Linked DNA regions of Homo sapiens: region 1 is linked to region 2. The links are chromatin contacts, found by Hi-C or POLR2A ChIA-PET in ENCODE. All regions are on one chromosome and are shown on one strand. Each heading gives the region's core, a stretch centred on a gene start or an enhancer-like site at or near the end of the contact. The rest is flanking DNA. Distances are from core to core; before and after follow the strand shown. Region 1 holds the start of JADE1 (jade family PHD finger 1). Region 2 holds the start of HSPA4L (heat shock protein family A (Hsp70) member 4 like).

Evidence for each region. A loop is a pair of places that touch in the nucleus more often than their neighbours do. ChIA-PET counts read pairs that join two places held with the same protein, here RNA polymerase II (POLR2A). Pooled maps may share reads with other maps.
Region 1: a map of GM12878 shows a loop between it and region 2 (16-fold over the local background). The contact joins the promoter of JADE1 here to the promoter of HSPA4L in region 2. A Hi-C loop is called at or near these places in 2 of 168 maps with a recorded cell type or tissue (GM12878 and naive thymus-derived CD4-positive, alpha-beta T cell), 13 of 37 single-sample maps with no recorded cell type and 25 of 50 pooled maps. POLR2A ChIA-PET finds 5 or more read pairs at or near these places in 1 of 52 experiments (activated CD8-positive, alpha-beta memory T cell).

The regions. Positions count from the first base shown.
Region 1 is chr4:128,808,277-128,811,441 of GRCh38, reverse strand. It overlaps JADE1 (jade family PHD finger 1), which reads right to left and starts at 1,742. Exons shown (of 11, transcript NM_199320.4): 1 at 1,565-1,742. RefSeq lists silencers at 1-179, 810-929, 1,440-1,919 and an enhancer at 1,230-1,339.
Region 2 is chr4:127,780,921-127,783,932 of GRCh38, reverse strand. It overlaps HSPA4L (heat shock protein family A (Hsp70) member 4 like), which reads right to left and starts at 1,611. Exons shown (of 19, transcript NM_014278.4): 1 at 1,276-1,611. The coding sequence starts at 1,382. RefSeq lists enhancers at 861-940, 549-1,541, 1,441-1,590 and silencers at 1,731-1,800, 2,081-2,250.

The DNA of each region.
Region 1 (3,165 bases), core at 493-2,992, 1.0 Mb before region 2:
CCGGTTCCCTCCCCCGCCGCCCTCGGCCGCCAGGTCACCTATTACCGGTGGGAGGGGAGAGAGGCTGCTATTTAAACGCCCGCGGAAGTTGAGGCACCCCCACTGGCGGGTGCCGTGCACCTGCCTCCCGCCGCCGCGCTCCGCCACTTTGAGCAGCAGCCGCGTCCTCAGCCCCGCCTCCTGCCCGAAGGCGGGCGGGGGGGAGCGGGAAGGAGGTGGAAGGGATCGAATTTCTCCAGCAAATGGGACCGTTCCGACAGGATTCGGTTCCCCGGTCAACATTCCACATTCCATCCCTCTCCCGCATTTGCAAGCCAATGCCGAGCAACCCGGAAAGCCTGCTGGCTACCGAACAACAGCCCCCAACTCGCAAACACAGACTCACAGGCACAAGACACGTGCACTGAAGGGCTCTGCAACTTGCAGTCCCGGGGTACACACTACACGTTCATTTAAGGAAGCAAGGAGACCAAGAGACCCCACCCCCACAATTTGCAGATGGTGCCAAAGGTTGCAATTTGCAATCCCCTTTAAGTTCACGATTAATCGGTACTTTGCTCTACCAACGCCAACTCCTACCCCATTTCATCGATTAAGGGGTTTTACACTTTACAAGCAGTCGCGCTGTAAGTAAAAGATCTGATCACTGGAAGCCCAGTTCGGAAGAATCTAATTGCCAAACTGTCCCTCCACCCCCACCCCCACCCCCCTCTCACTGCCCTTGAATTGATGCAATGAATATTTTGGACATGTGGTGACGCGGTGACAAGAGCCAGGGCTGCGGCCACCACACACAGATGTACCTACGCACACCTATGTTTGGACAAATACAGTCCCACCACACACACGGTCTCACACACTCTGGATTCATATATGTACGCGAACCTGCGTTCTGCCATTGCCATCTGTCTACCAAGTTGCTACTATGCTTTCCACTTTCATGCAGCCTAATGCACTTTGGCTTTCTAAAAAAAAAAAAAAAAAAAAAAAACCTATAAACTAAAGCCAACTTAAACTGGGCTTCTGCTCCTAAACGCGTTTAATTGATGATTCACCTGAAAACCGCATGTTCTTCGCAAATCCAAAAGAAGAAATAGCTCTAAGTCTTCAGCCCCCCAAATTTGAAAAAAAAAATCATAATAAAACTTACTGATCCAACATAGATCAATTCTCAGGATCCAAAAATCATCCTCTCCTCCTCCTCCGGCCCCCGCCCCGGCAATGCCCAAGTTACTGGTGGGATAGTAACGCTGCGCTCAGCGGCTGCCTCCCTCCCTCCTCGCTACAGATCGAGAACCCAATCTTTTGGCGCCATATTAATGACGTATTATATTATTTCCACTAGGCAGCGACCTTCGGCATTAAATTACTCCCGAGAACTCCCGAGCAAAGCAACAAAACCATCAAATATGGCTGAGCCTCTCGGCTCGTCCTGCAGCCGCCGCCGCCGCCGCCGCCGTCGCCGCCGCGGGACCGGGACGCGCACACGGACCCACACGCGGACACGCGCGGACACACGCGCGGCGCGCCCACCCCGCGCGCCCCCCGCGGCCCGCGCGCGTACCTGCTGCGGAGGGGTTCGGCCGAGGCGCTGGGCTGGGCGCCGCTCGCTCGCTCGGAGCTGCATGAGTTCGGGCCGCGGCGGGCGGGGAGCCGGGCGGGCCCCTGCTCTCGCCGGCGCGCACACACCGGGCACTCGCGCACGGAGGCACTCTCGGTCTGGCGTTTGGCTTGTTATGGAGGAAGGACTATGTGAATCAAACTCATTTCTGGGTCACTGCTGCCACAGGGGGGAGCACTTTAATCCCTTGCCAAAACGAGAGGGTGGGGACGGGAGGGCGGAGGGAGCATGCGGGGAGCCCGCGGCGCTGGGGCTCGGTCCCTCGTTAACTCTTCGCAGCCCTAGCCGCAGCCGGCTCAGCCTGCGCCAGTGGGGGCTCGCAAAGAACGGCACTGTTCAGCTCTTAGTCTCTTTCCTTACTTCACCCACCTTGTGAGCCTAGAAATTCTTGAGGTGTCTCCAAGCAAGTGGGTTTTTAAATTAGCCCCTTCAAACTGCTGTCCCAGTTTCAACTCTTGTCTGACATCTAGAAATGGATTCTTTCAGAATAGTTTAAAATTACGTAGATTAAAATATGGCTATTAAGATGTGTCATTTGGGTGAAAGGTTTTATTTTTAGGCTGAGTGGCAAAATAGTTGTTTGTAGTAACAGTTTTAGGGAGTTGCACATTAGGATGACATTTTTAAATAGAGAGAATCCAATTCTGAATAACATCTTTACCTAAATTTGTATGGAAGTGATCATTGCAAATGAGCATTAATTCATTAGAAGATATTATTTATAAATTGACACCACTTTATGTTACACATTACTACAGAATTGGACATCTTCTCCCAAATATGAGGAGTGAGCCTAATGCTAAAACTAGAATTGCAGACTAGTATCAGATCAGTCATCGGAGATTCATTTGGGGGTATTTATGTGTAAAAAGGAGTGGTTACTGATTTTCTGCAGAAGACAAGCTTGCTTTTTCATATAGAGGGCAACATACTTCTTTCATGGATTCATCTAGGGAAATAGAGGGGTATATGACATTCAACTTCAATAAGAAAAAAGTACGGATTAAAAACTCCCATTCAGGCCGGGCGCGGTGGCTCACGCCTGTAATCCCAGCACTTTGGGAGGCCTAGGTGGGCGGATCACCTGAGGTCGGGAGTTCAAGACCAGCCTGACCAACATGGATAAACCCTGTCTCTACTAAAAAATACAAAATTAGCCGGGCATGGTGGTACATGCCTGTAACCCCAGCTACTGGGGAGGCTGAGGCAGGAGAATCGCTTGAACCCGGGAGGTGGAGGTTGTGATGAGCCGATAATGCGCCATTGTGGTCCAGCCTGGGCAATAAGAGCGAAACTCCGTCTCAAATAAATAAATAAATAAATAGGAACAGTGATCACTAATTACAAAATTGAATATCGAACCCAAAAGGCATATGTGTCCACCGGAAGAATCTTTCTGAATATATCAGGTTTGATTTCATGTAATCCCACACCAGCCCAACTACCCACATCCAGACCCACATCCAGAACGTTATAATCTGATAAATGCGACAAAACAAAACTAATTGAGCCTTTCAGTTATTTTTCAGAAAACAAAGTAAGCC
Region 2 (3,012 bases), core at 362-2,861:
AAATTTCAATAGAAGAAACGTGTACATCTACGAAAAAAGGTATAAAACCTTCTAGAATCTTCTTGGAAAGAAATCAAAGCACAGACTGCTTCAAGTGAGCTACTCTTCAACATCTTTTTGCCATATTTTAAAGCTTTCCATAGAATAGTAAATGAGGCATTTAAAGACCATTGGACACTGACCTTGTTTTAGTATAGTTAAGGTATTATATTTTGGACCATTCAGAACGGTCAAATTAAGATGCCAAATTACCTTTCCATAAAAAGTAATATAGGTTTCATACAGTTGGTTTCCTCATAAAATTACCAGTAACAGCAGCCTATAAGCAGCAACTAGTTTTTCATATTTCAGAATTACTTCATTATATTCCTTGCCAACAAACTTCCCAGGCCAGAGAAACAACGGAACATGTGGAAACATGTTTCCATGACATAACGCCGCTCCTCCTAAGCCTTTCATTAAGCGTTCATAATAGAATCACTCCACAGTCATGTTTATACGGGACAGCTGCCCCCGACTCCGGCAATTCACTCTGCAGAAACACGCTTTTGGTCCGACCCAACCCCGCCGCATTCCAGCAACTGACGTAGTTACCAATGCACAAGGCCAGTGACTCCCATCCCGAGGCTCTCCCTATCAATGCACCATTGACCTGGCCCTGTAAACCGGCTCCATTACCTGCAGTTCTCAAGGGCACTGGGTTTTGTAAAACCCCACATGCCTCACTCCCCGCCCTTAAAAAAAAAAAAAAGGCTTTCGGGGCCAGATGAACCTGCAATTCATCTCTGACGTGTGCAGCCGAAGCTGACTTTTTACTTTTCTGAGAAAAAGCTGTCACCCAGAGGGACGGGGAAAGGAAGGAGGGCAGCTGGCGCGGGGCCGATAATCCCACGTAAACCTCGTTAGAGGCAACCGGAGATCTTTCTCAATATTCCGGACGCCAGGGGCTGTCCCACAGCAACCTCTTCCTCGCAAGCAAAAGAGGCGTTGGGGGACAGCGGCACGAGGCAGGGGACGTGCGTAGGTACAGAAAAGAGAGCTGCGCAAACTAGTGCGGTCCCTCGTCCTTGAAGGAAAAGAAGCTTTGCGGGGCGAGGAAGTCCGACTGCCACCCGGCGGTCTCTAGGGACTGCGGTTGACGGGTTGCACCTGTCATCTCGGGGTTCGGCGCACGTTAGGGGAAAATCCGAGGAAGCGAGCAGACAGGACAAACGTTAAGGACGGGAGAGAAAAACGTTTCTTAGGGTCGAGGTGATGCTCAGCAGAGGCACTTACGGGGTACACCTGTCGCTGTACTCATTGGCGATGGTCTCGATGCCGCCACTTCTCGCGACAGCAATGTAGCAGTTGAGAAAGCCGAGGTCAATGCCAACCACAGACATCCCGCCGCGTGATGGTCGGGCTGCTGGTACTGAACCCTTCGGTACGGGAACCGTGTCCTCTTCTGGGCTATTGCTGCTGGGATTGCGACTCCTACCAGAAGCAAACGAGAGGGGACCCCAAGTCGCTAAGCAGAAAATCTAGGGCAGGGAGTCGGAAACCCGCGGAAGGAGCAGAGGCCGTCAGCGCCGCAGCCTGCACCGCGTCCCGCAGCCTGGGTCTTTCCCTACTGCGGTTCGGCCGCCTCCAACCGGCGGTTACTGGGACCTGCGCCTGCGCGCTCGGCTGCCCGGGAGGCGCGCGAGCCTCCGCTCCGCGCCCGAGCCAGCTCCGGGCCCGGACTTCGGCCGCTTCCGTCAGCACTCGGGCAACGGCTGCCCAAGAAGCTGCGGGTTCGAGAAAGATCTGGAAAATGGAGGCTGCTGAGCTATCCGGGGGCGGGAGAAGCGGGAAGGCGGGGCGGGGAGGATCGGGGAAAGGAGGCTAGGCACATTGGCTTGCTCGCCCTCGCTCGGCAGTAGGACGTCGGGCGGTCGGGCTAGGTGAGAGGCAGGCGACCGGCCGGCCCGGGGCTTTGCGAACGTGTTTTGAGGCACATTTTTGGGTTGTTTTGGCAACCGGAGGCGTGCTTGTCACGGCGGCAGGATGCTGTCCTGGCTGGCGGGCGCCGCCCCCTCACCCCCTGCCCTCAGAAGGGCTCGCCCGCAGGCCTCGCCTCCCCGAGGGGCCCATGTGCAGCCCGGCGCCCTCCCCTTGTGGCTGGAGGCCCGCCGCGCCCGGCTCTGTGAGGTGGCGCGCATTGTCCGACGTCCGCCGCTCCGCCCTGTCCAGCCCCGGGGGAGCTGCCGAGCCCGGGACAGACTCTTGTGCGAAAGCGGGATGAGCACATGTTAGGTTTTTTTCTTTTTTCATCAGCAGGATTTGAAATATCAAAAGTCAAACTTCTGTCAAGAAATAAGATCACACTGACAACTTTCCCTCCACGTACCTTTCCTCACACCTTTCTAAAAGATGCTGGCCCCGCCGCTGACCCTTGTCTCTGGAAACCAGTTTTACAGGAAAGTGACCTTAATTAAGTGTGCCACTCACACCAGCCAAGTCTGTGCTTTAGCCTCCAGCCGCTGCCCTGTGGTCCTCAAAAAAGAGCCCAGTGTGGTCCAGCGCCCTCCCTCTTGGTTTGATCGGCATGTGTTGCCTGTCTGTAATTAACCAAGTTTTATGTTACACTTAAGAAATTTGGCTGTCTTGTTGCTTTTCGTTCACTTTTACGTGTGTGCCCTGTTCCTTCTCTGCCAGTCCTTGGTCTGTTCCCTGTTCCTCCCCGTCCTCTTCATCTAGTCTCTGTTCCTTCTCATCCAATTCTTTGTGTGTTTTCCTGTTCCATTTTGGTATCCATCTTGAAAACAGGCGTGTTTTTTTGTTTGTTTGTTTTGTTTACTAGATTCTTTAGTATTCTGATTATCCCTAGTTGTCCACTTCTTTAAATAACTTAGATTTTTTACTATTAATAATGTTGCTACAGCAGCAGCAGCAGCAAGGGTGGCTATAGTTCCTGCTGCTGTTAGAATGAACGTGAAATCCATTTTCAAGGGCAATACTGAGGCAACTGGATTGTACAGTATTGCTTGGGCT